Regions from separate parts of the Homo sapiens genome. Here region 2 is linked to region 1. A link is a loop called in an ENCODE intact Hi-C map of the cell type or tissue named here. Cell type or tissue: dorsolateral prefrontal cortex. All regions are shown on one strand. Each heading gives the region's core, and the rest is flanking DNA. Links, peaks and the distances in the headings are about the cores only. Region 1 overlaps LOC107986454 (a long non-coding RNA gene). Region 2 overlaps LOC124901094 (a long non-coding RNA gene).

The links. Peaks named below come from ENCODE experiments on the same cell type or tissue, not always from the same donor. Only the 100,000 strongest peaks of a DNase experiment are listed, where the experiment ranks them.
Region 2: it touches region 1 in a loop (2.7-fold over the local background); 17 of 110 quality-filtered maps call a loop at or near these places.

The regions. Positions count from the first base shown.
Region 1 is chr5:141,806,064-141,821,425 of GRCh38, forward strand. LOC107986454 (a long non-coding RNA gene) reads right to left here. Exons shown (of 3, transcript XR_001742906.2): 2 at 3,469-4,009; 3 at 1,735-3,117. Among named protein-coding and RNA genes, the nearest start is that of PCDH1, 65 kb to the right of the region's middle. RefSeq lists enhancers at 5,887-6,535, 9,587-10,578, 10,579-11,569. In dorsolateral prefrontal cortex, for the core only: a CTCF peak has its summit at 8,181 (motif pointing left); a DNase peak (open chromatin) is centred at 8,178; H3K27ac peaks cover 2,087 bases.
Region 2 is chr5:141,749,904-141,765,265 of GRCh38, forward strand. LOC124901094 (a long non-coding RNA gene) reads right to left here. Exons shown (of 2, transcript XR_007058975.1): 2 at 7,396-15,362. Among named protein-coding and RNA genes, the nearest start is that of ARAP3, 75 kb to the left of the region's middle. RefSeq lists enhancers at 7,668-8,237, 8,238-8,806, 8,807-9,376, 12,124-12,624. In dorsolateral prefrontal cortex, for the core only: a CTCF peak has its summit at 7,712 (motif pointing right); DNase peaks (open chromatin) are centred at 7,709 and 8,918; H3K27ac peaks cover 2,093 bases.

The DNA.
Region 1 (15,362 bases), core at 6,846-9,345:
ACTCTTCCTGCACAGGAAATGAAGTAGCTGTGTCCAAGCCCTGGCTTGACCTGCAGAGGACTCACCAGCTCTGGCAGAAGTTTCCCAGCCTGAGAGGGCCCTGCTGTGGCTGAGATGATGACACCTGGGCCCAGACTGGGTCCCTCCCCTCCACACAGAGCCAGGACCCACCGGTCCCTACACCCACTGCTTGTGGACTCTGCAGTGATTTTACTGTAATTTCCTCGTTGTTGCAGTTAATAGCATTAGTTTGTTAATTACTGTATATTTTAAAAGTAAGACGAAAGGGAATTCCCACTGGAGACTTGTTCTTGGCTGAAACAATGTGATATGAGGGAAGGAAGAGTGTTCACGGGTAATGAGCTTGCCCTGCTGCTTTCTGTTCCCTTGACAGTGCCTGGGGCCAGAGATGGGGCTGCCAAGGTGGGAGGCAGGGGCCCCCCACAGAGCCCAAGCCCATCCCTGGAGGGAGTCCTCTGTAGCACCCCACTTAACCCCAAAACCTCTGCCCGGGTCTTCTATCCCCAGCCCTGCACTATTGTCAGAGGGAGGCTTCAAGCCTCTAAGGAGGAGGGGTCTGCCTGAGGAGCCCTGGCACCGAGGGAACCAGACCAGAGTGAAATAAGACACAAGGAAACCTGGCCTGTGACAAGGAGCATTGATTGAGTAGGATGGAATTTTTATTAGGAAACAGCTGGAATTTGGGGAGAGGCTGCTACATTTAAATTCATCCTGAGACTGCAGCCCTAGAGGGGAAATGGGAGTTGGGCAGGTGCGGCGGGGGGCGGGCAGGCACAGGTCTTGGCAGAGGCAGGAGCAGCAGCTTGTGGTTGTGCACAGAGATCTGGCTGAGGGGGACAAGCAGGGCCTGCCATTGAGCCCTGACGCTGCTGTCAGGGCTGTGGGCTGGGTCAGCTCAGAGGAAGGGTGCCTTTGGTAACTCATCCAACTGAAGGGGGTTGGTGTGTGCTCCTAAAGCCCTGCATGTTCAAGTTGCCCCCATTCTCCCCACCCAGAGCCATAAGGGAATGGAGGCTGGGGCTGAGCCCCAGGACTCAGGAGGAGTTGGGGGCAGAGGCCGGAGAAGAGCAGATAGGGAGAGAGAGGGAGGAAGGGAGAGAGACTTAAGACAGAGAAGGATGGAGGACTGAGAAAGAAGTTCATACAATCTACAGGAGCTGATTAAAATCCTGGAAGAAAATGTGATGGAAAGACTTTCTATCTTTCTATTGAGACATTTAACCTAAAAGAAATGAGTTAAATAATTTATACAGAGAACGAGTGAAATTTGCTTTGATCAAATTAAAAAATATGACTCTGGAAGTAAAGTGTCCGCCACGTCCTTTCCAGGCAGCAGAAAGAGCTGCCGAGAAACAAAATGACAAAGACATAAAAATAACTAACCCTAACCCGGCGAATATTAGCACCATATTTTTTGGGAGATTACACGGCATCACCGTAGGCCAAGCAGAGAAATCCTCTCTAAGCACCAACAGGAGAGGTTTTGCTCATTGAGGAAGCCCCATAAAAGCCAAAAAACGGATAAAATTTTCCTTTGCAAAAGTGATCCGACTTCACTCAGGGGTTGGCCCAGAAGCCACAGGGGATCAAGTTAAATTTCCCATTTGTGCATTTCAAAAAAAGAAGAAAGCCGCTCAGCTCCCCTCCCCAATTCTGTGTTTCTTGAAGATTATTCCTCTCCCATTTACACCGCCCCCACCCCCCCCCCACACACACACACACACGCACCTGCCCTTTCTAAAAAAAATCCGGCAACACCTCATTCCATAAAAGTAAGTGTTCCGTTTCATCTCCTCTTAGGAAACATCACGGACAAGCTCCAAAACTCACAAGCTATAAGCATAAATGCCAGTGACTTAACCTCTTGGAGCCTCAGTTTGCTACTCTTTAAAATGGGGCTAGCATCCACTGCACAGAGTCATGGTGAAGATTAAAACAGATGAATAGAACCTGGCAGATGGAATATTCAGTAAGTGTTATGAACACTGTCTTCCTCCTCGACCTAAAGAAATATCCAGCAAGTATAAACCAAAATGCCAGAGATCTCTACCCCAGCTCTACCCCCACCTGGAAAGCCCATGGTGGGAAACCATTAGTCCAATCCTGGAGAAAATATTTTAGCTTCACGGACAGCAGTCTCTCTGACTTTGGGGGCCCACTTGACTAAAAAAACCACTTTTGTTTCCAAATAGCTGGGGAGAACATCCACAGATTAAAAGCAAGGGCTTCAGAGTCAGTACCAGGTTCAAATTCTGACTTCACCACTTACTTAGCTGTGTGACCATGGCCAAGTTAGCTTAATCACTCCAAGTGTTACTTCATCTGCAAGATGGAATAATAATGGAACAACTCTTATGGGATTGAACAAGATAAGGGATGTAAACAGGGTACCTACTGTATAGTAAAAGTTCAATAAATGACAACAGATATTATTTTTTGCAATGACCTTGGGAGAGACATTCAAGGTCACTGTGATTTTTCTTCTCAAACCTTCAGTAATGGTTTCTGATCCCCAGATGAGAGGAGGGCCTAGCTGGCCTCTGTTCCGGCTGCACCACAGGAAGGACTGTGGTCAGCATTGGAGCCACCTTTACTGGTTCTCTGACACACCCCGGTGGCACTGAGCAGGGGAACTAGGATGAAGGAAGGGCTCAGCCCACTGACGCATGAGGCCTGGAGGAAGGATGGGGAAGGTTAGCTTGAGACCGAAGGTGTCATCAGGAAGCTGGAATGGCAGCCTTCAGATTTCCAAAGGTCTGGCATTTGCCAAAGGAAGGCTGAAAGTGAATATGAACTCCTACTGAAGAAGCTCTCTTTGCAGTAATATAAAAGGCTGCCTCCATAGCCAGTGAGCTCCCTGTCCCTGGGAGTATGTAAATAGAGCCTGAGGGCAATACAGAAGGGCTTTGAGCATCCACTGAGGATTGCAATAGGTGCTCTCCATGTGGCTGTCAGAGTCTGCCAAGAGGGCTCTGAAACTACTCAGCCTGTTTGGTCTCGGGTTTTCTGCTTCTGCCTTTCTTCTCTGTGATCCTCCTTCTTTTCCTTCTCTATGGAATTATCTTCCTTCTCCCCACCGCATCCCTCTGAGGACCCCTGAAAAAAGCAAAGACCATATGGAGATAGAGTCTGTGCATATTGCAGGTTTGTTTGGTTGAATGGTGTGAAGATGAAGGAGAGTCAGGTGATGGAGAGGCAGGTGATGTATGTATGTGTGTGTGTCTGTGTGTGAGAGAGAGAGAGGGGGGGAGATTGGAAAAGGAGGAAGAAGAAACAGAGAAAACAGGGAGATACAAAGAGAGGAAGAAGCAAGATAGAGAAGAACAGATGAACAGAAAAAGGGGAAAAAATCAGAGAAAAATGCTGAGGAAGAAAAACAAAAATGAGAGACAGGCGATTGAGGGAAGGAGAGCACAGCTAAGGTGGAGAGTGGCGGTAGCCCTGCACCTGCAGCTGTTGGTGCAGCTGGGTGGTGGGTGGGCCCAGAGCACACGCGTGTGCATACAGAAGTCGAGCCGCTGAGCCACTGTCAGTGCAAGAATGTCAGCCCTGGGATGGGGATGAGCCGGCTTTTATCTCTTCCGGCTGTGCAGGATTTACAAGCTTTTGAAACGCAGGATTAATAAGAAGAGGCCGGTGTTTTAATCTATAATGGAACAGAAAGTATCATTATTGTTAAATAATGCACAGCCTGTCGTTTATTAAGAATTAATGGTTTATCGAGTGCTCAGGTTGCTGCAGCCGCCTCTGCCCTTCCAGGCCTGGGCTCCTAGCCACTGGCCTGGACTGACCGGCCACGAGCAGGCTGGAAGGGTAGCAGCCAGCTGGTCAGCCTGGGATGGAGAGGCTCTGGCTCTGGTTCAGAGGCTTGGCCTCTCTCAGTGGTCCACTCTTGCTCAGGCTGGGGGTGGGAAGGGCTAGAGTGGAGGGAGAAGTTATGGGGTGTGAACCCCACCTCATTTCTTCAGCCTGGATCCATCAACCCCTTCTGAGGAGACAAAAGAAGAAGCATCCTCACCGCATGGGACCTACCCATTCTGCTTCTTTTTCTAAGCCTATAAAGTTTAGTTTCCCCCTCTCATGTTTAGTCCTCTGGAGGTGGTGACAACACAGATTCAGGGAGACAGGAGTCCCTTCTTTCTCCTTCTCCCCTCTGGGTCCTGGAGTGATGGATCACACACTTCCCAGAAGGAGAAACAGAAGCATCTGCAAAGGCACCCTGGCGAGAAGGGAACCACATTTCCTGAGAACTTTCTCTGTGCCAGTTGTTCCATAGATATCATCTCACTGTAATCTGTATCATCACCCTAGGTGGTACTATTGTCTCCATTTTATAGATGGAAAAACTGAGGCTTGGGGAAATTAAATCATCTGCATAAGGCCACAATACAGATGGCAGAACTGGACTATACTATTTTATTTCAAAGCCCTTTTCACTCCACACATTGGGGCAACTACTCTGGGCTTCCCCGTTGTCTCAAAATGAATGACCTCAGAGACAGCATTTGAGAATTCCTAAGGGTCTCTGCATCTGTCATATGGAAATGCAACTACAATGATGCACCAAGCAACAGCAGACCTAGCATCTCCACCAGCCAGGAAAACAGAGTCATGGATGGCAATCCAGGAGCCTGCCACTCCACTCAGCACCACAACCGGGCTCCATTCTTGGGCTCTTGTGACACAGAACTCCCTGCCCTCCCCAGTCACCAATCTGCATGGTTTGGGTCTTCAGCCAGAAATACTCAGGTCCAGACACAGAAGCTGACCATATGCCCACCGTATCTGAGGCAAGAATCAGAGCTGTGTGACTTTGGGGAAGTTACTCAACCTCTCTGGACCTCTGTCAAATAGTAATAGTGCCTGCCTCAAAGGATTATTGAAAGTACTAAATGGGGTCATCCATGAAGGAGTTTGGCACAGACTCCACTGTGAGCACTCAGTGTTGATATTGAGGAAGAGGTGTGGCATTGATTCCAGCAGGAGAGTTCTCCCGCTACAGCCCAGCATTTCTCACCTCATTCATTCAATCCACAAACACGTGTGAGCACGGACTATGTGACAAGCACACACCTCCTGAGCGCTTGTGCTGGGCATAGAGGTGAGCTAGTCAGAGGCTGTGCCTATTTCCCAGACACTCTATCCCTCATCGTACCCTTCTTAACCACCCTCTCTCCCACGCCATCCTTCTTCATCTCACTCCATCTTAGCTCCCATCCCAATTTCTCATCTCCACCTTCTTCCTGCATCCCATGCTCCTCTCCACCTTGCACCTTCCACCAGCTCCCTCCCTCTCCCCATCCCAGCCTCTTCTCCATGCGCAGGTCTCTACCTTCCATTTCCTCCAACTCATCCCTTCCTCCCCCTGGCCTCATTCCCATCTCCTTCCTCATTCCCCTTTTCATTTCTCCATCCCCAACCTGGACTCCACTCCCATCCATCCCCATCTCACCCCAGTCTCCCACCCGATTCCCATTCTAGTCTTTCCCTGCCATTTTTCTTCTTTACCCCATCTCCATCTCTCCCTTTCCTCAGCCCCAGCCCCAGAACTCCAACCCTTCTGATTAGAGGGGCCCAGTGGAACCCATGGGGGAGGGGACACTGCCCCCAGAGGCCACTATGGGAAGGTGCATTCCAGGAGACGAACCCCAAGTCCCCGAGAGCTGGTGCAGCCCCATAACCTGCAGTTGGCAGAGTCGGGGAGGGCGGCGACTGGGCAGCAAGCAAGCTCCTCGCTCCCTGCCCCCATCCGTCCCCCTCTCCTCCGGGCGGGCCACCACGCTGGGACCTCGGCCCACAGCCCGGCTCCTCACGCGGCTCCTGTTTTATTAACCTGACTGTCGGGGCTCTCGCCACTGAATAGGGCCTGTCGCGGGGGCTAAGGGGGTGGGGGGGCCTGGGCTTTGCCGTAGATCACCATGGAAACGGCAGCCTCGGCCAATCAGTGGACAGGCAGCACCGAGTGCAGCAGGCAGCTTGGTCTCCGAAGCCTCGTGCAGCCGCAGGCTGACTCCTGCCTGACAGGCCTTCCACAGCCCCTGCGGTGGGAGAGGATAAGAGCGGGGACAAGACCCGAGGAGAGGGGGCAGACGCGCAGGAGTGGTGGGTAGTATGAGGCCAGGGGACACTGAGGGTTGGACTAGAAGATGGGAAGAGACTGGGGAAGGGGATCAGGGACTCCTGGGGTGGGGTTTTGGAGGAGCCCGGGGCAGGGGGCTGCATTTCTCCCCAGCTGCAGTTCTCTGCCTAAGCCAAGGTTTCTCAGCCTCAGCACTATTGACATTTGGGACCAGGTGCTTCTTTGTTGTGCGGGCTGTCCTGTGCACCGTAGATTGTTTAGTTGCATCCCTGGCCTCTACCCACTAGAAGCTAGCAGCATCCCCCCACCCCTAGTTGTGACAACCAATGTCCCCAGACATTGCCAAATGTCCCTTGGGGGGAAAAAACCACCCCTGGGTGAGAGCTACTGGTCCAGGCACTCATAGGGCAGTGGTCACTGTTTATGAAACGTGCTCTCTCTGAGCTGGCTTCTCTAGGGAAGAAGGAAGGAGGAAGAAGAAGATGAATAGGAGTGGGAGTGAAAGAGAAAGGAAGAGGAGGAGGAGCAGGAGGAGGGAGCCCAAGGCAGGGTTCCAGGTGGGTGGGAGAGCCTCTGGAAATAGGGATGTAGGAGAGAGACGCCCCAGGAGGGAGACATAGGGCTGCCATTTTGTGCTGCAAGAATGAAATAAAGTAAGGTTCCTAAATGCCTTTCCTCCTGGAGTTCCTTCTACCTGCTACAGCCCTTACCAACCCTGCTATAGAAATATTGTCTTTCCTTCAGGCCCATATCAGGCACCACATCCAAGAAGCCCTCCCTGATAATCTCAACACATTGAATTTTCTTTTTTTTTCGTTTTCTATTTTTTTTTTTTTTTAAGATGGAGTCTCACCCTGTCGCCAGGCTGGAGTGCAGTGGTGCAGTCTCAGCTCACTGCAACCTCTGCCTCCTGGGTTCAAGTGATTCTCCCACCTCAGCCTCCCCAAGTAGCTGGGATTACAGGCACCCACCATCATGCCCGGCTAATTTTTGTATTTTTAGTTGAGGCAGGGTTTCACCATGTTGGCCAGGCTGGTCTCAAACTCCTGACCTCAGGTGATAACGCCTGCCTCGGCCTCCCAAAGTGCTGGGATTACAGGCGTGAGCCACCATGCCCAGCCCTCCTTCTTTTTTTTTTTTGACAAGGTCTCACTCCATCACCCTGGCTGGAGTGCAGAGGCATGATCATGGCCTACTGCAGCCTCGACCTCCTGGGCTCAAGCAATCCTCCCACCTCAGCCTCCCGAGCAGCTGGGACCACAGGCACGTGCCATCATGTCCAGCTAATTTTTAAATTTTTTTGTAGAGACAGGATCTCTCTATGTCACCCAGGCTGGTCTTGAATTCCTGGACCCAAACTATCCTCCTGCCTTGGCCTCCCAAAGTTCTAGGAGGTGTGAGCCACCATGCCCAGCCCAGATTGAATTTTTATTTTCTCCAGGACTGCTCGTCACTTTGCTTCTACCTCCATGCTAGTACTCAGCACCTTGGTTCACCTACTAACAATAGTTCCCTTTAGTGAGGGTTTCCTGTGTGCCAGATGCTGCAGCAAAGGCCTTAAGCATGCTTTCTCATTTAATCCTCCTCACAGCTCCCTGCATCTCCAGTACTATTATCATTTTACAGATAAGGAAACTGAGACACAAATTAAGTAACTTGCACAAGGTCACTCACCCAGTTAGAAATAGTAAAGTGAGGATTCAAGCCCAGGTTTTCCTGACTTCGGTGCATGTGTTTTAAGCCTCTGTTAGTGTCCATCTCCCCCATTAGATTCAAAATCGCTGGCAATGCCTAGCACAGTGCTGGCGAGTAGTAGGCACTTGAGAGCTGTTTTGAATTGGCTGGTGGTCTCTGGAAAGGTCTGCCTGGGCAGCTGAGAAGGAGGGACTGAATTGGCAGTGCCAGGGTGTTGAGTGCCCTCTAAAGGCCCTCAGGTTTTGCTGGGGCCTGGATGAGCTGGGCCAACCTCATGAAAGGCAAATGCCACTGAGGCTACATCTCAGCCACACTACCTTACTGGGCCACCTTGGGTCTCTGGACTGACCTGTCCCTCAACCCCATGGATGCTGGGCCATGGCCCCCCCTAGTGGCCAGAGGGTCATGGTAGCGGTGGTGTGGGATGGGAGTGAGGGCAGCTGGAGATCTCACAAACAGCCCAGTGGGCTTCCTTCCCTCTGAGCCCTATTCCTAGGTTCCAAGCTCTCTGAGGAATTGGAGCCAGATGCCTCAGGAAACTGTCATTGTGGAGCCTGGCCCCTAACCGAGGCCTAGAGAATGAAGCAAACCCCCTTTTTCCCCATTACTCCCCTCCACCCAGTAAGAGCCCCTTTCCCTCCTGCCCCATTTGAAATGAAGGGGGTAGTGTTGGCAGACAACTTCCATCACAGCCCGCCTCCCACCAGGGTTGATTCCACCCCCATCCCTGCCTTACATTCCACAGAAAAGGGTTTGAGGCTGAGGGTTGTCTGACAGGAAGCATCGCATGATGCTGCTTCCCACCCAGGTTAAGGTTTTGATCTGGAATCCAGGAGCTAGAGTCCCAGGGGGCTTACATCAGAGCTGCTCCCCGACCCCAGACACGCATACACCACCCGCCTCCCCCAGGAGGCACCTCAGCTTTGAAGGCAGGGCTCCTGACAGGCTGCCGTTCCCATGGCAACCCCATCCCAGGCTGCCCTACCCAGCACTTCCTTCCACCCCCCTTCCTCCACCCTGAACCCGCATCACCTTCATTCATAGAACAAGAGCTGCTTCACATTGGCAAAGTGGACACCCCTTCCCCCAGTTCTCTCCCTTTTTTTCTTCCTCTTCTTATTCAATGGAGAACCCAAAACCAGAGAGAGAGAAATGGATGGCAAGAGTAGGACTAAGGTGGATGAGGGGTAGGACAGGAATGGGAAGGAGCCATGGCTCAGTGCCTTCTGCCAACCTGTGGACCCCCCAACTCCAAGGCTCCAGTGTCTACTCTCATTCCCAGATCTGTCTCAGTTCATGGATCTGTGCCTCTCCCAGCTCTATCTCTGTGGAGATCCAAGACCTAGCCAGGCTGTCTGATGGCCTTATGGCTCCAAGCATAGCAGGGCCAGGTCCCAGCCTCCAGGCCCAGGTCTCCAGCCACCAGCCAAACTGTAGCTCAGAGGCCAGGTGCAACAACTGGGCTCTGGAACTCAGCCTAGGAGTACTGAGGCTGCTCCTGTCCCTAACTCTGGTGCCCCTCCAGCATAAGACACTACCTTGCAGAGGTCACTGGGGAGTGAGGGGACTCTAATTTACAGTAGGATTGTGGGAAGGGCTAGAGGGGAGTCTCAGACTCCAGCCCTGGTTAAACAATGCAACTTCTCCTGCTGGGAGAAGGAAACTTGGCTTTTGGACCATTGGCAGGTGCTGTTGGAAAGTCAGGACAGGCATCAATCCCATCTCTGCAGGAGGTGCTGAGCAATGGTCAGCAACTCAGCTTCAGAATCAACCAGCCTGGATTTGAATTATCATGCCCTAATTTATTCACTGTGTGATGCCTACCTTCTCCAAGACTTGCTTTCCATATATGAAAAATGGAGATAGTAATTATATATAGGTATATGACCAATATTTATAAGCTCTACCACCCTTCCAGAGACAGTGCTTGAGATGTAATCTCGTTTAATCCTCATAACAGCCCAGTGAGGTAGATATTATTATTACTATATCTAGTTTATCCTACAGAGAGGAAACTGAGGCTCAGAGATGTTAAGGTGGTTAAGGTGACCCAGCTATGGGACTTTTTCTTTAACAGACAGGGTCTTGCTATGTTGCCCAGGCTGTTCTCGAACTCCTGGGCTCAATCAATCCTCCCGCCTCAGCCTCCCAAGAAGCTGGGACTACAGGTGTGCAGTACCACTGTGCCTGGCTAGGAGCAGAGCTTTTAATCCCAGGCCCTATAAGAGAATGTATGCACAGTGTCCAGCAGCTGCTAACTAACCAGTAAGTGAAGATTTTCTTATTAGTGAGGTTCTAGGCCCTACATTGGCCTCATCTCTCATTTCCCTCACTCTGGGGATATACAGCCTCCACTGGCAACCAAGATTGTGAACTTACTGGGTGAGAGTCAGGAAGGAGCCCAGGCTTGGTGAGATTGAGGATGTGGTATGGAAGGGACCTAATTTTGTGGCTGTGAGAGACCATCTCTAGCTGGCCCTTCAACTGTGGAAATAGAGCAAGAGGGTGAGGCCTCCGGGAGGCAGTGGCTTGTCCAAGGTTACCTGGTGAACAGACAGCTTCACTCCTCCTCAGCCCCCCAACCCAACCCTTTGGACAACACATCAAGGTCAGAAGCCTCTGAGGATTAGAATCTCTGGAGAAGGGTGGAGAGGTGTAGAGGGGAAGCAATATTTGTACTAAAGGGAGCTGTCCTGGAGCTCAAACCCACACAACCAGACTTGGAATCCTCACCTCCCTTAAGGCTCACCCCCAGCCCCTCCAGCTTCCATCCACCCCTTCCCCGAGCAGCCCCGCCCCTCGAAGAACCTCGGAACACTGGGGCCTAACCATCTCCCCCCATCCCCCATCTTGAGTGAATGTGCCGAACAAACAGCATTGTTCCCTACACAATGGACACAAAGAACTTGGGAATTCACAGAATGGTCCTGAATTTCTGCTTCCTTCCCCTCCAAGCCCTAGAGAGATCCATTGTCTGTAAACTCCACTTAAAATATGCACCATAGCTCCAGCTGGGGAGCCACTTAAGACTTGCGGAAGCTCCTCCTCCCACCCCCACCCGCTGCCTTCCCTCCTTCCTAGCCCTTTCAGAGCTAGGCAGAAAGGAGGGGGAGCAGCAGCCACCTAGAGTCCCTGATGGAGTCTGAAGCTGGGAACGACCCTGTCCACCCCCAAGTTCCTTAAGTCAGACGCTTATCTCACTGGGTCAGACCCAGCACCACTCAGCACCTGGGGCTCCCATTGTTACAGCTGCGTTGGGGTTGAAGGACCTGGTCAGCTGGTGGACTACTAATCACAGAACCTTGATGCTGACATGAAGACTCCCTGGGGCACCTCCCTCTATTCTCCTGTCTGCTTACAGACCCCCAAGGACAGGGAACTCACTACCTCCTAAGGCACCTGTTCTACCCCTGAAACTTCTCATTCTTATAAGACCTTCCTTAGAAGGAACCCCACCCACTTCTCCTTAACAACCCACTTCTTCACCTCCCTGCTCCTATGTTAACATGGTCTTCCTCTGCAATGTGACAGCCTCGCAGAATTTGAAGGCTGCCAATATATTTTGAATATACTGAATATATTGAATATATTGAACATAGAACACATTTGAAGGCTGTCAATATATTCCCCTGTATAAAGGGGATACAGATAAGTTACACAGGTAAGATAACAAGCCCTCAGGCTGGGAATGTGACTCATGCCTGTAACCGCAGCACTTTGGGAGGCCAAGGCAGGTGGATCACTTGAGGCTAGGAGTTCAAGGCCAGCCTGTCCAACATGGCGAGACTCTGTCTCTACTAAAAATACAAAAATTAGCTTTGTCGTGGTGGCGGGCACCTCTAGTCCCAGCTACTCTGGAGGCTGAAACATGAGAATTGCTTGAACCTGGGAGGCAGAAATTCCAGTGAGCCAAGATCGGGCCACTCTACTTCAGCCCAGGCAACAGAGCGAGTATGTCTCAAAAAACAAACAAAAAAATCTCAGATAACCAGCTTTCCCAGAGGGTTGTAATTCTGGTGGGAAGTCAGATACTAATATCAGATAAGATAATGCATAATTACTAAGTAAGATAAGAAGTTGACTATAGGAACTTGGTAATATGAAAGCATCTAACAAAGGAAACTGATCTAGTGTAGAAGGTAGAAGGGTGACCCACCGTAGGCTTCCTGAGAGCTAAAGAAAGTAGGATTTGGCCGGACACACTGGCTCATGCCTGTAATCCCAACACTTTGGGAGGCTGAGGTGGGTGGATCACCTGAGGTCATGGGTTCAAGACCACCCTGGCCAACATGGTGAAACCCCATCTCTACTAAAATACAAAAATTAGCCTGGCATGGTGACACATGCCTGTAGTCCCAGCTACTCAAGAGGCTGAGGCAGAAGAATCACTTGAACCTGGGAGGTGGAGGTTGTAGTGAACAGAGATTGTGCCACTGGACTCCAGCTTGGGTGACAGAGTGAGACTCCATCTCAAAAAAAAAAAAAGGCCAGGCACGGTGGCTCACGCCTGTAATCCCAGCACTTTGGGAGGCCAACGTGGGCAGATCACCTGAGGTCGGGAGTTTGAGACCAGCCTGACCAACATGGAGAAACCCCGTCTCTACTAAGAATGCAAAATTAGCCGAGTGTGATGGCACATGCCTGTAGTCCCAGCTACTCAGGAGTCTGAGGCAGGAGAATTGCTTGAACCCGGGAGGCAGAGGTTGCGGTGAGCCGAGATCGTGCCATTGCACTCCAGCCTGGGCAAGAAGAGAAGAGAGAGGAAAGAAGAGAGAGGGGAGGGGAGGGGAGGAGAGGGGAGGGGAGAGGAGAGGGAAGGAAAAAGAGAAAGAAAGAAAAAAAGAAAGAAAGAAAGAGAAGGAAGGAAGGAAAGAAAGAAAGAGAAAGAAAGAAAAAGAAAGAAAGAAAGAAAGAAAGAAAGAAAGAAAGAAAGAAAGAAAGAAAGAAAGAAAGAAAGAAAGAAAAAAGGATTTAATTCTGGAAAGAGGGGAGGAAACAGTATGCAGGGTGATGGGATCAGACTGTGCAAAGATCCTGTGGCAGGAGGGAATCCATCTTATTCAAGGACCTGAAGAAGCCAATGGGATTGGAGGCCAGTGGGTGGGGTTGTAAGACTGTAGGTCTCAGTGAGGAGGTTGGCATGATTCTAACAGCAATGGAAAGATACAAATGTGTACGTGCAATAAAAGCTGATTGACATTTGCCTCAGAATGACACAGATTCCTAGAGTCACTGGCCCAAAGCAATTCTTCCGAGCTTTTGCACTTGCTGTGCCCTCTGCCTGGAATGCTCTGTTTCCAGATTTTTTCTGAGGCTGATTTGTTCTCATCATTTAGGTCTTGACCCAAACCACTCGTCCTAAAGGAGCTCCCTCTACATGCACTGTTGCTCTCTATCCCTTTATCTTGTTTTATTATTTTTACAGCACTTTCACGATCTAAAACTAAATTGTTAATTTCTTTGCTTTACTGTTACTCTTTCCACTCGCTAGAAAAAAAGCTCAGTATGGGCAGGAATTTTGCCTTAGCGACTACCACATTCTAGCGTCGGCATTGTGCTAGCCCACAGTAGGGCCTCAATAAATAATAAATGAACAAATGAATGAATTACTGAATACACACCAAGATAAAAGGGCCAGTATTTACCCACAAACATACACATATAAATGTATGGTTATTCATGGGCAAGTGCATGAGTACCCACGGTGACTCAGAGATTTCCCTCGCCCACAAGGACCACCTCTCAAGGGGCCTTTTAGGCAATCCAGAGCCTGTACAGTTCATTGCCCTAGTCTAGCTAATCAATATACACCTCCTCTGGCTGGATGAGGACCTGCACAAGCAGACCTGTCTCAGGTCAGCCATTGGTTAATCAAAGACGAGGGTGGAATTTAAAGTGCCCTATGGAGGGGCAGTGAAAACAGATTGATCCATGTGGCCTGGACACAGTAAAACCCCTTACAGGCTCCATTTATTTCCCACCTCTCATCTCCCCTCTCCTCCTGGGGCCCCAGCCCATCTTCCACTGCTCCCCATTTCCCACTCTACTGGAAGTGGCTGAACCAGGCATTGTGTGGGACTCAGGACAAATAGATTAGAATTTAGTGGGGTTTTACAGGGTTTGGGAATTTGACTAGGTGGGCAATATTTTAAACAAGCATTTATTGTCTTAGCAAGTACCTACTAAGTGCAAAGCTTGGCTAGGGACTGCCAGATTCATTACATAATAGCTGATTCAGGGCAGACTGTGAAAAATGATTTAGTCAGAAACCCTAAAGGTGGAATCCCTGTGTTCCCAAGGTACATGTCAGAGTGGGACACAGTTAATTCCCAGTTGGGGAGCTCTGGGATAGCTTACTAGAGTATCATTCTAAATAACTACCACTTTAATAGAGCACTTACTGTGTAAGCACATTTTACATGTGACCTTTCTGATTTAATCCTCACTCTTAAGCCTCTGGGTATGTGTGATTGCTATTATTATCCCATTTACAGATGGGGAGACTAAGGCTCAGGGAGGATTAAGCGAGTTGCCCAAATTTTCCACAGCTATTAAGCGGCAGAGTAGATTTTCAAGCTCAAGAGGAGACGCCAGAGTCCCTGCTCTGGGACCCCACCATGACAATGGCTATAGCTGTGCCTTGACGCAAAGGTAGGACTTACTTAGGTGGGAAGATAGGAGAAGTCCATTCTAGGAAGAGGACACAGTTTGAGAAAAAGCTGATAGGCAACGGTGCCAGAAGTTTTTCTGTGTGTGTATGGATTTTGTTTGTTTGTTTGTTTGAGACTGAGTTTCGCTCTGTGGCCCAGGCTAGAGTGCAGTGGTGCGATCTCAGCTCGCTGTAACCTCCGCCTCCCAGGTTAAAACGATTCTCCTGCCTCAGCCTCCTGCGTAGCTGGGATTACAGGCATGCGCCACCATGCCCGGCTAATTTTTTGTATGTTTAATAGAGTCAGGGTTTCACCATGTTGGCCAGACTGGTCTCCAACTCTTGACCTCAAGTGATCCGTCCGCCTCGGCCTCCCAACGTGCTGGGATTACAGGCATGAGCCACCGCGCCCAGCCTAGATGTTTTTTAAAACTTTCTGGTAGCTGGTCAGGTGTGGTGACTCACACCTGTAATCCCAGCACTTTGGCAGGCTGAGGCAGGCGAATCACCTGAGGTCGGGAGTTTGAGACCAGCCTGGCCAACATGGAGAAACCCCGTCTCTACTAAAAATACAAAATTAGCCAGGCGTGGTGGCGCATGCCTGTAATCCCAGCTACTCGTGAGGCTGAGGCAGGAGAATCGTTTGAACCCGGGAGGCGGAGGTTGCGGTGAGCAGAGATTGCGCCATTGAACTCCAGCCTGGGCAACAAGAGCGAAACTTCGTCAAAAAAAAAAAAAAAAGAAAAATCTCTGGTAGCCTGAGGTCCTAGGAGATTTAAAACAACAACAACAAAAATAACAAAAACAAACAAAAAACAACTATTGCTGACTTTTTTCTCTATCTGGTCTTTAGGATATTAGCCCCAGGATGGATTCTTGCCCTGGGTGTGTCTTTCTCTAGTTCCCAAACAGAATTTT
Region 2 (15,362 bases), core at 6,500-8,999, 57 kb before region 1:
GTGACTTCTGGGAACCGGGGTCTTGACTCAAGGGGCTCCAGATAGACCGTGGTGGGGAATGGGGAATAGGGTGGATGGGTGGAGGTCCATGACTAATTCTTGATGTTTCCAGAGAAGAAAATAGATGCTGGCTTGCTCTGTGAGTTCTGGGGTCTCAGTTCTCCCATCTCTAAGATGGTGGGGTTGGATTAGGCAAACTCTAAGGGTTCTTTGGCTTCTCTTTCTTCTGCAGCTGGGAACAGGGAGATGGTGGAGGGAGGCTCTGCAGAAAAAGGCTGGCTCCACCCTCTGCCAAGGGACCAAATCAGCATTTGCTGACATTTCTCAGGATGCCCTCAGTGCTGGTGACATTTCAGAGACTTGCTCCCTGGCAGGGCTAGAGGATACAGGGCTGACCCCAAATCCACTGCCACAGGCCCCACCCAAGGACAAGCCTCACATTCCAAACAGCAGCAAGGCACCAACTCTGAGGTTAGTCCTGACTTTGCTAAGGGGCTAGAGCCCATTTTGAAAATGCTGACTGGGACAGGAGCGTAGCAGGTCTGGGCCCAGAGCGTTCCTCACCCCAAGCCTCAGTGTCTGCATCTATCAAATGGAGCCCATTTCCCTGCCTCCTTCAAGGGTAGTCTTGGGATTCCAACTACATAAATGTGAGCAAAGGAAAGTGTTTCATAAACAAGTGTGAGATGCTCTGATGGAGGCATTAGGGCCAGGGCTGGGGTCAGGGGGAGCAAAGCTTGGAAGGATTAATGGGATGCAGAGGCTGGAGGAACCAAGTCATATTCTGGCAAGAGCCATATGGTGAGTAGAGGCCAGCAGAGGGGACCCAGAGAACTCTGTGATGCTCTTGCTGATGCTGACAGATAGTCACAGAGCTGTGGGCAATGTCAGAACCAGCCACATAAGGAGGAGGCCCCAAGCCTCGTTCATTAGCTTCACTCTTCAGCCTTGGGAATGGGAGAGAGGCCAGCTTGAGAGGCCAGGTCAAGGAGACAGTCAAGTGCCTGAGTTTTGGAGTCAGAACTAATCCTGGCTCCATTGATCATGAGCTGTGCAGCCCTAGGCAAGTACTTAACCTCTCTGAGCCTCATTTTTCTCATCTGTAAAAGGGTCAGAGCCTAGTAATAATGCGTACCTTGCATGTTTCTTGGGAGAATTCGAGAAGCTAATGTTCATAAAGCACTTAGCATGGGCTGCCACATAGCAGTTGCTGAGTCGAGTTGCTTCACTGATAACCATATTAGTGGCATCAGCTCTCAACCAGGAGGCAGATTGGGGTTCACCAAGAAGCTTTTCCACCTCTGGTCAGCCTAGACCATAAGGAGAGGAAATCCCCCTCCCCCGAAGGTTTTTACACATTTAAATGTGCGCCAGACACCTAACGTGCTCCCAACTCAGTATGGTGGGAAAGAGGAAGAAAACTTGATTTCTAGTCTGAGTCCTAATTTGCTGATTGTGTGAGCTTGAACGACTATGTTCCCCAGTCTGAGTCTCAGTTTTTTCATCTTTAAACATGAGAGTAATCAGGCAAGGATTATGTATTGGTATTAATAACCATTAGGTGAATGGCTGATGGGGAAACGGACATTTGCGTGGTGTCAGAGTAACCCACAAACATAATTTACTAGAAGGAAGATGGGGAGGAAATCATAACTATCATCAGCAGGTGTCTATCTGAGCATTTCTCATGGTGGATGAATTTGATGTTCTACGTCTTCTGATACGGTGCAAAGTGAAGTATATGACATCGCCTCACATGTGTTCTAGCCAAGAATGTTGAACTTGAATTGTTCTAGCCTTTAGATCTAACTCCCTGTTTATAGAAAACACTGGGATAGTTTCACAACCTCAACAACAGCACAAGGAAGTAACCAGGCAGTTGGAAGGAAGAATATTCTGTGGGGAAACTAATCTGAATATTTCAATGCATTAATGACCAAAAAAACCAGGGGAATGCACCATTTTAAGCGATTTAATACACATAACAATCAGATGCTATCCCTGTATTGGATTCGGACCAACTGTAAAGGACTTCTTGGGGGTCATTTGGGGAAATTTTTATAGGTTCTGGGCATTAAAAGGGATGAAAATTTACTGAAATAGAAAAGGTAGAGATTGTTGGTTAAAAAACAGATCATAAAGCAGTATGTATAATTCAATCACATTTTGGTAAAAAGATACTTGTATGTAAGAAAAAGATCTGGAGGGACATGCATTAAGGTGTTAATGGTGGTAGGAATATGATGTTTTTATTTTTATATTTTTGCTTTCTGTACTTTTAAAATTTTGCACAATTCATATTTATTACTTCGGTAATAATAAAATGCTATTTAACAAATAAAATGGGAATAATAACTGTGTACCTTGTAGGGCTGTAATGATGCAGTGAGATAATGCCGTGAAGAACAAGGCCTGGCATAAGCACATGCTCAATAGCTAGGTGCTGCTAAGATGTTTATGCTGTTCCACCCCCAGCCACCATTAGACAGAGCAGGCTTATTAGAGATGTTCTCTCTGTCCCCAGGTTCTGGCACAGAGCAGGGCTCTACTGATGTTTTCTGAAGAAATTATTTCCATTGGTCCAGCATTTGTTGGACATCAAGGGAAGCATGTTGGAAATTGTGGCCTCGTGCTCGCATAGGTGTAGGTCCCCAGAGCCCCCTCCACCCCCTCCCATGAAACTAGAGTGTGCCCTCAGCTAGGTCCCTGCAATAAGCAAGACCTCTTGCAATAAGCAAGAGGAGGTGACCCTCTGCCAGTGAAGTAAAGCTGTAGTGAACTGAGCCAAAGGGAACAAACAGTTTTTCCCCCTCCCTAGACCATACTCACCCAACTATTTTTGCCATTGGCTTCCAAAAGCTTCCACCTTCTTGACTACCCTAAATTCTGGGACTGGGCTAGGGGCTGGAGGTTGAGTCTGAGGCTATTCCACAAATATGGACTGGGATTAAGGCTAGCCCTACCATTGGAGGGGGTTCTTAGTCTGAGTGTAGCTTCCCAGATAAAGACTCAAAATTGGGACCAAGCTGCAGTCTGTCCACTTCCAGGGCCTGAGGATTCAGTCTAGGTCCGAGGCTAGCCCCCTGTTGAGAACTGATTTAAGACTTGAGGTGTGCCTCGGTCGATCGGAAGCTTGCTCTTGGCTGAAAGCTGAAGCTAAGTCTGGTCCTTGATAAAGGAGAGGTTGCCCCTGACTAGGGGACAAGGGCTGGGCTATTTCATTCTCTGTCAAGGGCTGGGAGCTGGGTCTGTAGTCAGAGAAGGAGCCTTGGAGGGGACGGTCGGGAGAGGGGATGGCAGAGCGGGGAGCTGGAAAGGGGCTCTCCATGGAGAAACAGAGGCGCCTTCCGTGGATCCAGCTCTGGCTCCGGCGTCGGCAGCACCCGTTGGGGGTGAGGACGGGAGAGGAACGTCCCTCCCCGGGGCGGGGGGTGGTGTTGGGAAGCGGGAGAGGCCACGTGTGTGTGTGTGTGTTCTGGGGGCCCTAGGCACTGCAGACGCGCGGTGCGGAGGGAGAGAGACGGGCGCCAAGGAGAGGCTTCCGAGGGGGTCCCCGCGGCTGGAGAGAGGCCCTGCCTGTGTGGATAGCGCCCCATTACCCCCAGCTCCACCCCTCCGAGCCAGCCGGGCTCCCCGCTCATTAGGCCGACATCTCCTCCTTAATAAAAAATACATGAATAAATAAATAATAACAGCCACAACCGAGCGGGAAACCGCTTGCCACTCTTCTGTTTCCCCAGCTCCTTCCTTCCAGTGCGGCCCCGGGGGCTCCCGGGCTGGCTCGGCCAGTAAAGGCCCTCCTCTCTCCCGCCCTTCAGTGCCGCAGGCATCCCGCGACTGGAAGGGGACCGGGCTGGGGCGGGCGCCGCTCTTAGGGGGACTGAGCAGGCCCTTTGCGACCCAGACCTGCTCTTAGAGGGGCGTGGGACGAGAGAAATCTGGAGGGGAGTCTTTTCTCTTGACCTTCGAGGAGGAAGAAGCAACAGCTGAGCCTTTAGGTCCGGGTCTTTGGGTGGTCCCCAAGCACACAGACCCCAAATCAGGGAGAGGCCAGACACGGCGTGGAGAAGGAAATGGAAAGTGGGACGTCTAGAGAGTTTCAGGGGCAAACGGGAGCGAGGAGCTGGCATTTGCATAGAATGAGGAAACCAAGTACTTGGGAAGATTACCTTTCTTAAAAGGAACAACAAAATCACTTTTTCTTCCTCCTGGCAGTCTCGCGTTGGACTCTTTATCCCTGTGTGTCTTGCATACACTCTCTGTCTCTCTCCAATGCCTTCCCTTTCACTATCATCTCCTTTCTTACTCGGGTCAGAATGCCTCCGAGATGTGTGCCAGGAGCCACCTCTTGTTCAAGGTTGAGAAGTAATTCTGCCCCGGGACTCTGGTTCAGGACCATGGAGAGCATCCTATAAGGGAGCGGTCCTCTCCCAAAATAAAACAAGAACCAAGAACCCTGTGGAGAGTAAGGGAGCAGGTGAAGTAGAAGTAGGGCGGGGGGGTGGCAAAAGAGAAGGTTATGGGCCAAGGTCATTCCCAGCCTGGTCCTCCTAGAATGCATGTCTCTGAAGTAGGACTCAGAATTTTTGCTGCCAGGGACCAAAGGCCTTGGTTCCTCCATACCCCCAGCCCCAGCCTCAACCACCACCACCACCACAGGGTGGGGAAGGAGAGGAGCAGCCTGTCCTTAGAGTGTGTGGTTCTGGAGCACAGCCCATGCCAGGAAGCTCTGGGAACCTTTCTGTGTAGAGTGCAAAGCTAAACACATGCACAGATCCTGGCACAGAGAACCATGTGACCCTCGAGCAGATGTTGGGGAGGCTGTGTGGGGTATGTTGGGTGTTACAACCCTACGGGTGAGGGGGTGCTCAAGGGTAGGGAGAATAGGAGACAGGAACCAGAGTTCTGTTAGGCTAGTTCATTCTGGCAGCTGCAGGCTTGGAGTGGGGGTCAGGCAGAGCCTTCCCTGGCCCCAGCTCTGAACTAATGGGACCCAGGAGTCTCCTCTTCCCTCTAGCAGCTCCCTCTGGATGGAACAAGGAGCCAGATTTCAGGAGCAGTCCAGATGTTCAGGGGAAATGCAGAGAAGTGGAGCAGATGGGACCTGGGATTCCTGTGGGGGCTGGGGAAGGAGGGCAGCAGCTGGAGGATGTGCTGGGGTAAGTACTAGAGCTAAGGCTGGCTTCAGCATGTGCCACGGCATGTGCCACAGTGTGTGCATAAGACATGGGGCTTGGTCAGAGAGCAGTCTAGGTCAGGTAGCCCTGGGTGCTTTCCTGGTACCAGCTACTAAGATCTGTCCTGAGCTGCCTCTAGCTGTGGCAAGGCCTGAGGGGTGTACCCTCCGTGCCAGGTGCTGTGCTGGGAAACAGAAGTGAGCAAGATAGACCTTGCCTCTGCTCTAGGAGAGTTCAGCCTTTCCCCTTAATGCAGGGCTCTGACTTTGGCCCAGGGAACCCATGTTTCCACCCCGAGGCCAGAGTGGCCATTCCTTTAGAGCTGGAGAAGAAAAGCCTTCCTTGCCCAGAGGCCTGAGTGAGATGGCCCACACTGTCCCTTCATTTTCTACCCTGGGAGACCAGTTCACCTTCCCACCCAGTGCCTCAATCCCTGGCCATGTCATCCCTGCTGTTCCTTGAAATTTCTATAGTTCTCGGGAAGCTGTGGGACAGACAAGGCAAAGGGGTCTGGACACTAATGGCAGGATGAATCTAGAACTGATATTGCTCCTGCCTTCCCCATGAACTCAAGAACCCTAAGGGCTTTTGTGTTCCACCCCTACTTTGCTGCATCTGGCTGTGGCCAGCTCATCATCATCACACCAGCCTGGGAGAATGGTCATGAGCTCCACTTGGTAGAAGAACAAACCAAGGTACAGAGAAGTAAAATCACGGGTTGACGGCACACCTCTTCAACAGAGCCTGTTTGAAGTTTGCATGGCTCTGTTTTTCCTCAACTCCTCCTCTAGGCAATATGGTCATTCTGGCTCTGCACACCAGCCAGTTGTGTAGCACCCTGGACTAGTAAGTAGCTTTTCCTCTCTGGGCCTCCATTTCCCTATCTGTAAAACAAAAGGGCCTAAATAGGATTATCTTGAAGAGCTCTTCCCATTTTGCTGTGCTGTAGCATCAAAACCACCGTCTGTACTGGGACAGGGCGCAGTGGGGGTAGACTGCATGCTGATGGTCCCCTAACTGAGGCAAGGCACTGACCAATCTACCACTTCTGCCAGATCTGTGGGGCACCCTAGAATGTCAAAATGCTTGGCTGGGGTGGGGGGTGGGGAGGATGGTCCTCTGTAGGCTGCAGTGCTAGGGTTGGAGTGGGGCTGAGGGAGCCCAGGCCCTGAGCCCAAGCTCTGCCTGCTGGGGAGGGAGAGCAGAGGGAGGTCTGGGGTGGAGAGTGGGGCTAGCTGGGCAGGCCAGAGCCATGTGGGCAGAGCCAGGCGGGCAGAGCAGAATGAGGCTCAAAGCTCCAGGGCTTTACAAATGGATTTTGCTGAAATGGAAATTTCCACCCATCCCTGAAATGAGCCTGGCAGTAAGGCCAGGTTTGGTGGGGGCTGCGGCAGCTGGGTACGTGGACAGGGACAAAAGCCAAACTGTCAAAGCCTCTCAGGCCTATCCACCCCTCTCCATGCCACCCAGCCCCCTCCTTCACCTCCTCCTCTGCTCAGGTCCTCCAGGCCCTCAGGGACCTGCTCATTCCTCCACACCTTTTTCTACCCTTCTCACTTTCTCTCTAGCCACTCTGTGCACTCTTACATCCCCTCCACACCTAGCACCCCCACCGCATACTCACTCTGGCTGCCTGTCACCCTGCATACCCCTCCCGCCTCTCCCTCCACCTCTCCTTCACACACCCCACACACCTGACACTTCCCTCCCCTCCTACTTTATCCTCACCCTGCCCTTTGACCCCTCACCTGCTTTGCGAACTCCTCCATCCTATCCACTCTACCTTCTATACCTGTTCACATGCCTGACACTTCCCCACTCCTGTTCACCCCTCACATCTCACACACCTCCCCCACACTTCATGTGCCCCCCTCACATCACTCTTTGGAATCCTCTCCTGCTCCTGACACTCCCGCACCCCCTACCACTCCCCTTGCACCCCTGCATGTACCACACCCCTCTCCCATCCCTAACCCTCTTCTCACCTCCTTACAGCCTTCCACCATAATTCTAGGCCAAATATCTCCTGGGGAAGAGCAGTGCTGTAGGGTCAGAATCATAGCTCAACGCCTCCTGGCTGGGTGAGCCAGGAGGTTCCCTAATTTCACTGCAACTGTTTCCTCATCTGTAAAATGGCTTTGACAACTGCTCCTGCCTCTTGGGATTGTTGTGTGGATTGAGTGGGCCAATGCTTGTAAATCCCTTTGCCTGGCACACAGAAGTGTTGATCGTGTTTATTGCCATTTAGTTGAATTGCCATTCATTGATACTTTGGGGAAAGAGGTCAGAGGTGAACTTGATAGCACAGGGCCAGAGTAACAGGATAAGAGCTAACTAGGCTGCTGGGAAAGGTAGTCAGCAACCCAGCCTGCAAGTGATGCGTTGACAAAGGTGAGTCGACAAAGGTGTGGCGCTCTCCCTCCCCACCTCCCACCCCCAGATGGACTGAACCTGAGACACTCCAAGGAGCCTGGACACCCTTTCCTCCCTAGGTTGCTGCCGGCTATTGCCACTGGAGGGCAACACACTGTCTCCCATGGACAGTGGGGTGTGGAGTGCTGGGAAGGGAGCTGCCTTCCATCACCCAACAGGCTTTTCTAGGAGCTGGAGCAGGGAAGAGGACAGGGCGCAGGCTGGGACTGGGAGGTCCCTGGAGGGCTCTCACTGGCTCCCTGCTGAGTGGGAGCGAATGGGGAGAATGTCAATGGAGGACAGAGTGCAGGAGCCAAATGGGGTCGGCAGGAGAGGTGTGGGGCTCGACTTGTTGTGGATTCCTTCCAGGGACTTCTGGTACTCAAGGCCTGTGTGGGAGTCGGGGACTGGCCTGGCCCCTCAGGAAACTGTGATCCCTGGAGACATTGGGATCCCCAGGACTGTGGGGAATGAGCTCCTTTGGCCCAGTGTGGAAGGCAGAGAGGAAGCCAAGGCAGGAGTAAGTGGAGAAGACCCTGAAGGCTGAATGAAGGGGGGACCACAGGTGAGAGACCTAGTGGCAGGACCCAGCGTAAGCAAGGGGAATCAAGAGGCTGATCTGGCTAGGACCTGGGCAGTGCAGGGGCATGTGTGGCCAGGCTCCAGCTCACTCCCCTAGGGCAGGGCCCAAAGAGCACAGCCACATGCCCTCATCCTCTAATTACATGTTGACTTATTACCCATTATTAATTAAACAGGAGCGCTGAGCTGCTCCAGGCTTCCTCCTGCCCCAGCCCCAAGTGCTGGGCACCAATCTTAGAGCCTGGGCTGAGCTGAGCCAATGATAGAAAGAAAGAGAGGTGGGAGTGTGGAGTTGTGGGGGACTGCCCCCACTGTCGGTGAAAGGGCAGTCACTGAGTGCTCACTCCGAGAAGTAGCCCTGGGTCTGGGGCCTGGAAGGAAGAGAAACGGATGGGTAGAGGAAGGGGAGCTTCCTAAGGATGGGGCAAGGGAGAGGGACGGAGAGCCCGATGGACGTGGGGAGCTGAGGAATGTGTGGAGAGTTGGCAAAGTCTGGAGGTTTGAGAGGCCAGGGGTGGGCAGGTTAGGGATGGGTGACTGCTGGACCGGGGGTGGACTATGTCTCTAGTAACTGCTGCAAGGTGCAGAGCATGTGCTTACGACCAAGGGGCTGCCTGTGAGTGAGGCTGAGCGTGTGCCTGCGGCTCTGCACTTGCGGGCTTGTTCCTCTGAAACTGGGTCTTTGTCGCCGTCTTGAACACCCAGCGCTGCGGGGGAGGGGAGGAAGCACCGGGAGATTGAATTACCTTTCAAATCTAAAGCCTGAATTCCTCCAGGCCCGGCAGGTGGGCGTGTGCACACATTCCCGAGAGCATTGTGGGATGTTGGCTGTCACTAGGGAGCCACGAGGTTTCCTTTCCACGGGCAAGGAAAAAGAGAAGCCTGTGACCCCGGAGAGGAGGAGGGAGCCAGGGAGGGAGAGAATATCTGACTTGGCCCCAGCCTGCAGCCCCTCAGACAGGACTAGGGAGGCCTTGGTTATAATCCTGACACTGCTACGATCTAGCCACACGTGACACTGGCATATGACAACCTCCCTGGTTTTCTCATCTAAAAAGAGGATAATAATAGTGATAACAGCCGGCATGAACCAGCCTTTGTGCCAGGCACTGTGCTAAGAATTTTCTTTCTTTTTCTTTTCTTTTCTTTTTTTTTTTTTTTTGAGACAGGGTCTGGTGCTGTTGCCCAGGCTGGAGTGTAGTGGCAAGATCAAGGCTCACTGCAGCCTAGACCTCCCCGACTCAAGTGATCCTCCCACCTCAGCACACCCCGTACCCCACCAGTAGCTGGGACTACAGGCACTGTGGGGTTTTGCCATGTTGCCCAGGCTGGTCTCGAACTCCTGGGCTCAAGTGGTCTGCCTGTCTCAACCTCCCAAAGTGCAGAGATTAAGGGCGTGAGCCACCACGTTCAGCCCAGGCACTTTATTTCTTTATGTCTTCATACAACCCTATAGGGTAGGTATTCTTAACCTCCCTATTTTGAAGACGAGAAACCAGGCTCAGAGAGGTTAAGTGATTTTCCTGTGTCTCACACAGCTGGTAAGTGGGAAGGCTGAGACTCTGTCTGACCCCAGAGCCTTGCCCTGAATAGCCTATGTTACCCATATATCAGGGGACAGGGGATATATGAGGAGTAAATGAGATAATGCACATAATGAAGTATTTAGAGCCGGGCATGGTGGCTCACACCTGCAATCCCAGCAACTTGGGAGGCCGAGGCAGGCAAATCATCTGAGGTTGGGAGTTCGAGACCAGCCCGACCAGCATGGAGAAACCCCGTCTCTACTAGAAATACAAAATTAACCAGGTGTGGTGGCACATGCCTATAATCCCAGCTACTTGGGAGGCTGAGGCAGGAGAATCGCTTGAACCCGGGAGGTGATGGTTGCGGTGAGGCGAGATCGCACCATTGCACTCCAGCCTGGGCAACAGGAGCCAAACTCCGTCTCAAAAAAAAAAAAAATATTTAGCCTAGTGCCTTGCACACAACGAGTGCTCAAGAAATATACTGTTAATGTTTTTATTATTTGTTCATCTGTACCGGTGCTCAGATGTTTCATTTTATGGCTGCTCAGGTGGCAGGGGGCTGAGGAGGGGATGGAGAGGCTGGTTATGGGCCTGGGAGAGGGGAAGTTAGCTGCAGGGAGGCTGTGGGGCAGGGGGCCGGTGGGCTGAGATGGGAGTAGGAGCCTGCATGCAGAAAGCAGGGGAGGGTGAGGCGAGCAGAGTGGAGGAAACAGAAGTGAGTGACTATGTATTTACTTAAAGACTTTGCTCCGGTGAGCGCCTCATTGGCCAGACATCTGGTTTCTCTGGGCATCCCCAGGGAATGGAAGTCAGACAGTATTACTTCAGTAGCTCTGATGCCATCTACCTCAGGCTGGCTTGTACTCATGGGGCTCAGGATGCTCCCCTGCAGAGTGGGGACCAAGAGCTACAGGCCTGGTCTAGAGCTCACTGGGAGGAAGTGGGAGTCCCTTCTGGCAGCCAGTTGGTCACTCTCCTCTCACCTGCTCCAAGCTAGAAGCAATGGGATTTGACCCCTGCACACACTCCTCCTCCCCCTCCTGACCTTTCCTCCTAAATATGGTGGTGGGTAATGGCCAGGAGCTGAGGAGGGCACTGAGGAAATCCTCCTCCATGCCGTTCCCCTCCGTAGTCACTTGGAGAAGAGGCCTGATGGAGAGGGGTCCACCAGGCGGCTGCCCGGGGCACTCATCTCTAAGGGGCACTAAAACTTCACTAGTCACCTAATGAGTTGGAGAAAAGAGTATCTACCAGGCACAAGCCGCTGTGGGGGTGGAGGGTGTTGGCAGGAACACTTCTATAAGCTGCTAGGTACAGAGGTGAGATCCCCAGGGGCCGACGGGCTACAATTGTTCATTAAACTCCCTTCCCTTCCGAGGGGGCGGGTCCTGGAGAACCAAAGAGTTTTGGTGAAGCTCAGTAGGGCAAGCAAGGTTAGGGCCGGCAGTGAACTGTTCAGCAGGTGGAGGAGAGGCTGAGGGCTGTGAGCAGGCCCCCTTCTCTGCACAGTCTCCGCGCAGCTTCTCTTCCAAATAAATATTGAACAAATATTGAAAGAGTGTTGGTTTGAAGAGGCACCAAATTATTAGCCTGCCCTTGGCTCTAATTTCCCAGTCCAACCCTGTTGCAAAAGTACCATAATGATGGCTTTAATGATTCCCTTCCTGTCTTGGTTCATGCCTGCATCTCATTCATTCATTTATTCATTCTCTCATTCACTCACTTAACAAAGCTTTCCAAGCACCTACTATGTGCCAGGCACTGTTCCAGGCACTAGCAATAAACAACAAACTGCTTCTTCCCTCCTACTTCTCACCACCTCCTGTGTGATTGAACCAGTAAGTGTTTAGAGTCTTGTGTGCTTAGATTGGATTGGGTGGGGGTGAATCAGAAGTCTGGAGCTCGGCTTCTGCCCCAGGAAGAAACCATTCCCTTGGGTGACAAGGAGCCATGGTAAAGGTACCATTTTTGTGCCTGTCCACAGCTTAGCCCCACCTCCCCAGCTTTTCTTGCCCTCAAGACCTGGTGTAGTCTTATAAATTCACTGTGTCCGGGAAAGGGTGTGTGTGTGTGTGTGTGTGTGTGTGTGTGTGTGTGTGTGTGTGTTTTGATATCAAGGAGGGTCTTTGCAGAGAGGCTGCATTCTCCCTAAGCATAGCTCTGAACTGGGCAGCTGGGTGTGGGGAGCTGGGTAGAGGGGAACAGCGGATGATTCTAGACTCCTCCCTCACACCTGTTGTACACCCCACCTGAGCCTCTCTGATGGGTAGCGTTGCCTACAGGAACCCAGCACCCAAACAGGAGACCAGGGGTTTCTCTCAATCACCTGGAGAGAGGACCTGCAGGAAGCCAAGAGGTAGGAGGGACCCTGGGACTTGACAGTCATATTCCCTGAGAAGTGCAACATACAAGACATCCTTAGAGCACATACTCTCTCTCGCCCACTACTACCACCCTAGGGCTCCACTCAGCTGCCTGGACTTCTGCACCTAATTCCAGTACTGAAAGGTAGGAAGAGGTCCAGTCCTGACAGGCTTGTCCCACCCATCCTACATGGCTTGAAGGGAGAGGGAGAGGAAACCCGTGAAGCCACTTTCGGGAAAGTGGGAAATCCCCTGCCCTAACCCTGGATCCTGGGCAATGGCTGCTGCCACAGAGGAAGGCTGTGAGGCAGGGGCGTATATGGGGAGAACTGGGGGCTGGGTCTTACATGCTCAGAAAGAGGGGGCCTATATCTGCACAGGCGTCCCCCCTACACTGTCTGACAGAATGAGATGCGTCCTTGCCGTCTCTATTTTTAGTCAGAACTGGAAGGAAAGGAAGTTCGAGGGCCAAGCCACCAGCCCCAGCTCCTGCTGCCAGCACCCACGCCACGTGGTGCGGGGGCGCTGGAGGAGCCCCGAGTCCCAGCTCCTCGGGGAGGCAGGCATGGCTCACCTCCCACCTGCCAGCAAGGCTTGGGCCTGATGGATCTCCAAGCAAGGGGACATGCTCTGGGTTGGGGGCTGGGGAGGAAGCGCTGCCTCCTTTCCCTGCCCAAACACAGGGCTCTGCAGTAGGTCTTGTTGGCAAAGAAGGAGAAGGGAAAGGAGGAAGACCTAGTTTGGTCTCCCAAAAATAGGACTTTGGTAGCTCTGAGGTGCTTTCTTTTGTAGGTTCTTTGAATGGAACCCTGGCTTCTTCCTTCAACATTTAAACATCTTGACCTCTATTAGCAGTGTTTGGGGCTGGCTCTTCCTCAATAGGAGGCTTGTATGAGACAAGAGCCAAGAGACTCTCCTCCACCCGTCCTTCTGTAGAGCTAGAGGAAGAGAGGGAGTTTTTCAGAGTGTTCTCACTTCCCTAGGCAAGAGAAGGACTCCTTGGCTGAAACCCCACAGCTGCTACAGTCATTACTTGTGGGTCAGAGAAAGGCCGTCCAGGTGGCAGTAGAGTATAGCGGTTAGAGCTTGGACTTCGCAGTCTGCAGACAGACCTGGGTCCAAATCCTGACTCCTCCACCAGCTAGCTGTGTGACATTGAGAAAATGGCTAAACTTCTCTGAAACTCTGTAAAATGGGGATAATTACGGTTCCTACCTCATAGGATTTCAAGGATTAATTTAGAGCATGTGAGAAAATGCACACAGTATGTGCTCGACTGTTTATGAAATTTTAAAAGCAGATTCGCTGCAGTCCCGGGTCAGAACCCCACTGTGTGGCTGATCTCTGGCCTATGTTGCAGAATCTATAGCTTTCAACAGATTCTTCAAGGGATCTAGGTACTCCAGACAGTTAAGAACCACTATTGACTAGTCTGGAAGTCAGGAGATGTGGGTGTTAGATCTTGTCTGCCTCTCACTCCTTGGGGAGGAACCAACCTCCTCAGTTTTTCTAGCTGTTCCATGAGGGAGTTAGACCAACTGAGATCTATGGACCAGGTGGGGCATTGTCAGACTCTGTGGAGTCTGATGAGCAGTGATGGAGAGAGTAACCAGAACTGGGGCTTGGAGGGCAGGTTCCAGGAAAGTGGGAGAGGGCTCCATCTCACCCTTCCCAGGAGCCAGTTTGGTCCATCAACCAACATGTCAGCCAGCCAGCAGACAGAAACTGAGCTGCATCCCTCCACCAACCCGGGAGGCTGTTGCCATGGCAACTTCATATTTATCCACTTTAGCTCCTAATTAAGGGGAAAAGCATATAACATATTGGATGTCAAGGCGGCTTTGTGAGCCTCAATTTAGCGGCCGTGCCTGGATGTCAAACTCAAGCGTGATTGCTGTTAATCACCTCCCAAATTACCAAGACAGGTCACAAAGGGAAAGGTCCCCAACAGTGGGGGCAGCTGAGCCCAGGGGAGATGAGGTGGTGGTAGGGGCAGAAAGGGAGACTTTGTTCCACAACATGACCTGGGGGTGCTGCTGGATGGATGCTGGCTCTGTGGGTGTCTGATTATGAGGTCTGTGGGAACAGTGGCTAGATCTGTTCTCACTGAGATCAGGGATCTCCACCCCAGAATCTCACAAACCAAGGCCCTTGGTCTGTAAAAATGGACTGACCAACTGATGAGCAAAGCGGCAAGTAAGGACCACGGGGTGGCCTCTGATGTCAGAAGAAAGATTGACAGATGACCAGGGCTGGTAAATTCAGGCTGACGTGGTATCTGGATGGATGAATGGATGAATGCCACATGGCAGATGGCAGATGGAAGATCCACTCAGGAGAGACTGGCTGGATGGCTGGATTCACACGTTCATCTCTCATCTCCCAAGCAAGTGCCTGGCCTCTCTACTCCTATTTGGGACCCAGGGCATTCTCAGATGCCAGTTAGGTCAGACCCTGCTGTGGTTTTTCTTGCCTGCCAGTACAGGAGCTGTGGCCCGAAGCCATGCTCCTTGGGAGAAACTTTGGCAGGTTTCTGGGGATGTGGGAGGCAGGGAGTAGAGACTGATAGAGTAAGGTTAGGAGTTGGGGGCACAGAGGGGAGGACATCAGCAGTACAGGTAAGAGCATGAGTTATGGGGTCAGGCAGGCCTAGGGTAGAGTTGCATCTTGACTATTTACAGCTGTGTGGCTTTGATCAAGTCACCTCACCTCTCTGCTTCTGTTTTCTCATCTGTCAAGCAGGCATGATGATAATTCATACCTCATAGGGCTTTGTGAGGACTTAGCAAGATGGTAAATGTAAGGCACTTGGCATGGTGCCCGGCACATGGAAAGCCTTCAAGACAGGTAGGCCTGGAAAGGAGGAGCAGGAACATGGTGACTGTGGGCTGGGCCTGGAGGGAAGTCAAGGAGCATTTTCTCCGTGTTCCCTTTCGGTCAGGACTCCAAGAGAAAGAACTCACAGAAAGGAACCTTGATGGGAGGCCAGCTGAGAGGGCATGGAAATAACTGGAACTCACTGGGCCTGTGTGGGCTATTTCTCAGCTTAAGAGAGGACCATAGGGAAGGAGGCCCTTGTACTCAAAGTCCTGCTGTCAGATCCAGAAGGGTCCTTAATGATGCCCCAACCCGGGAGATCATTAGAACTACCTGGATGATTCCATAAGCTCTACTCTCTGGGGTTACCCCAGACTCCCTGAATGAGAATCTCAGGAGTAGGGCTTGGGATATTAGTTTTGAAATCCTCCCAGGATGGTCTGATAATCAGCTGGGTCTGGGACTTACTGGTCAAAACCAGA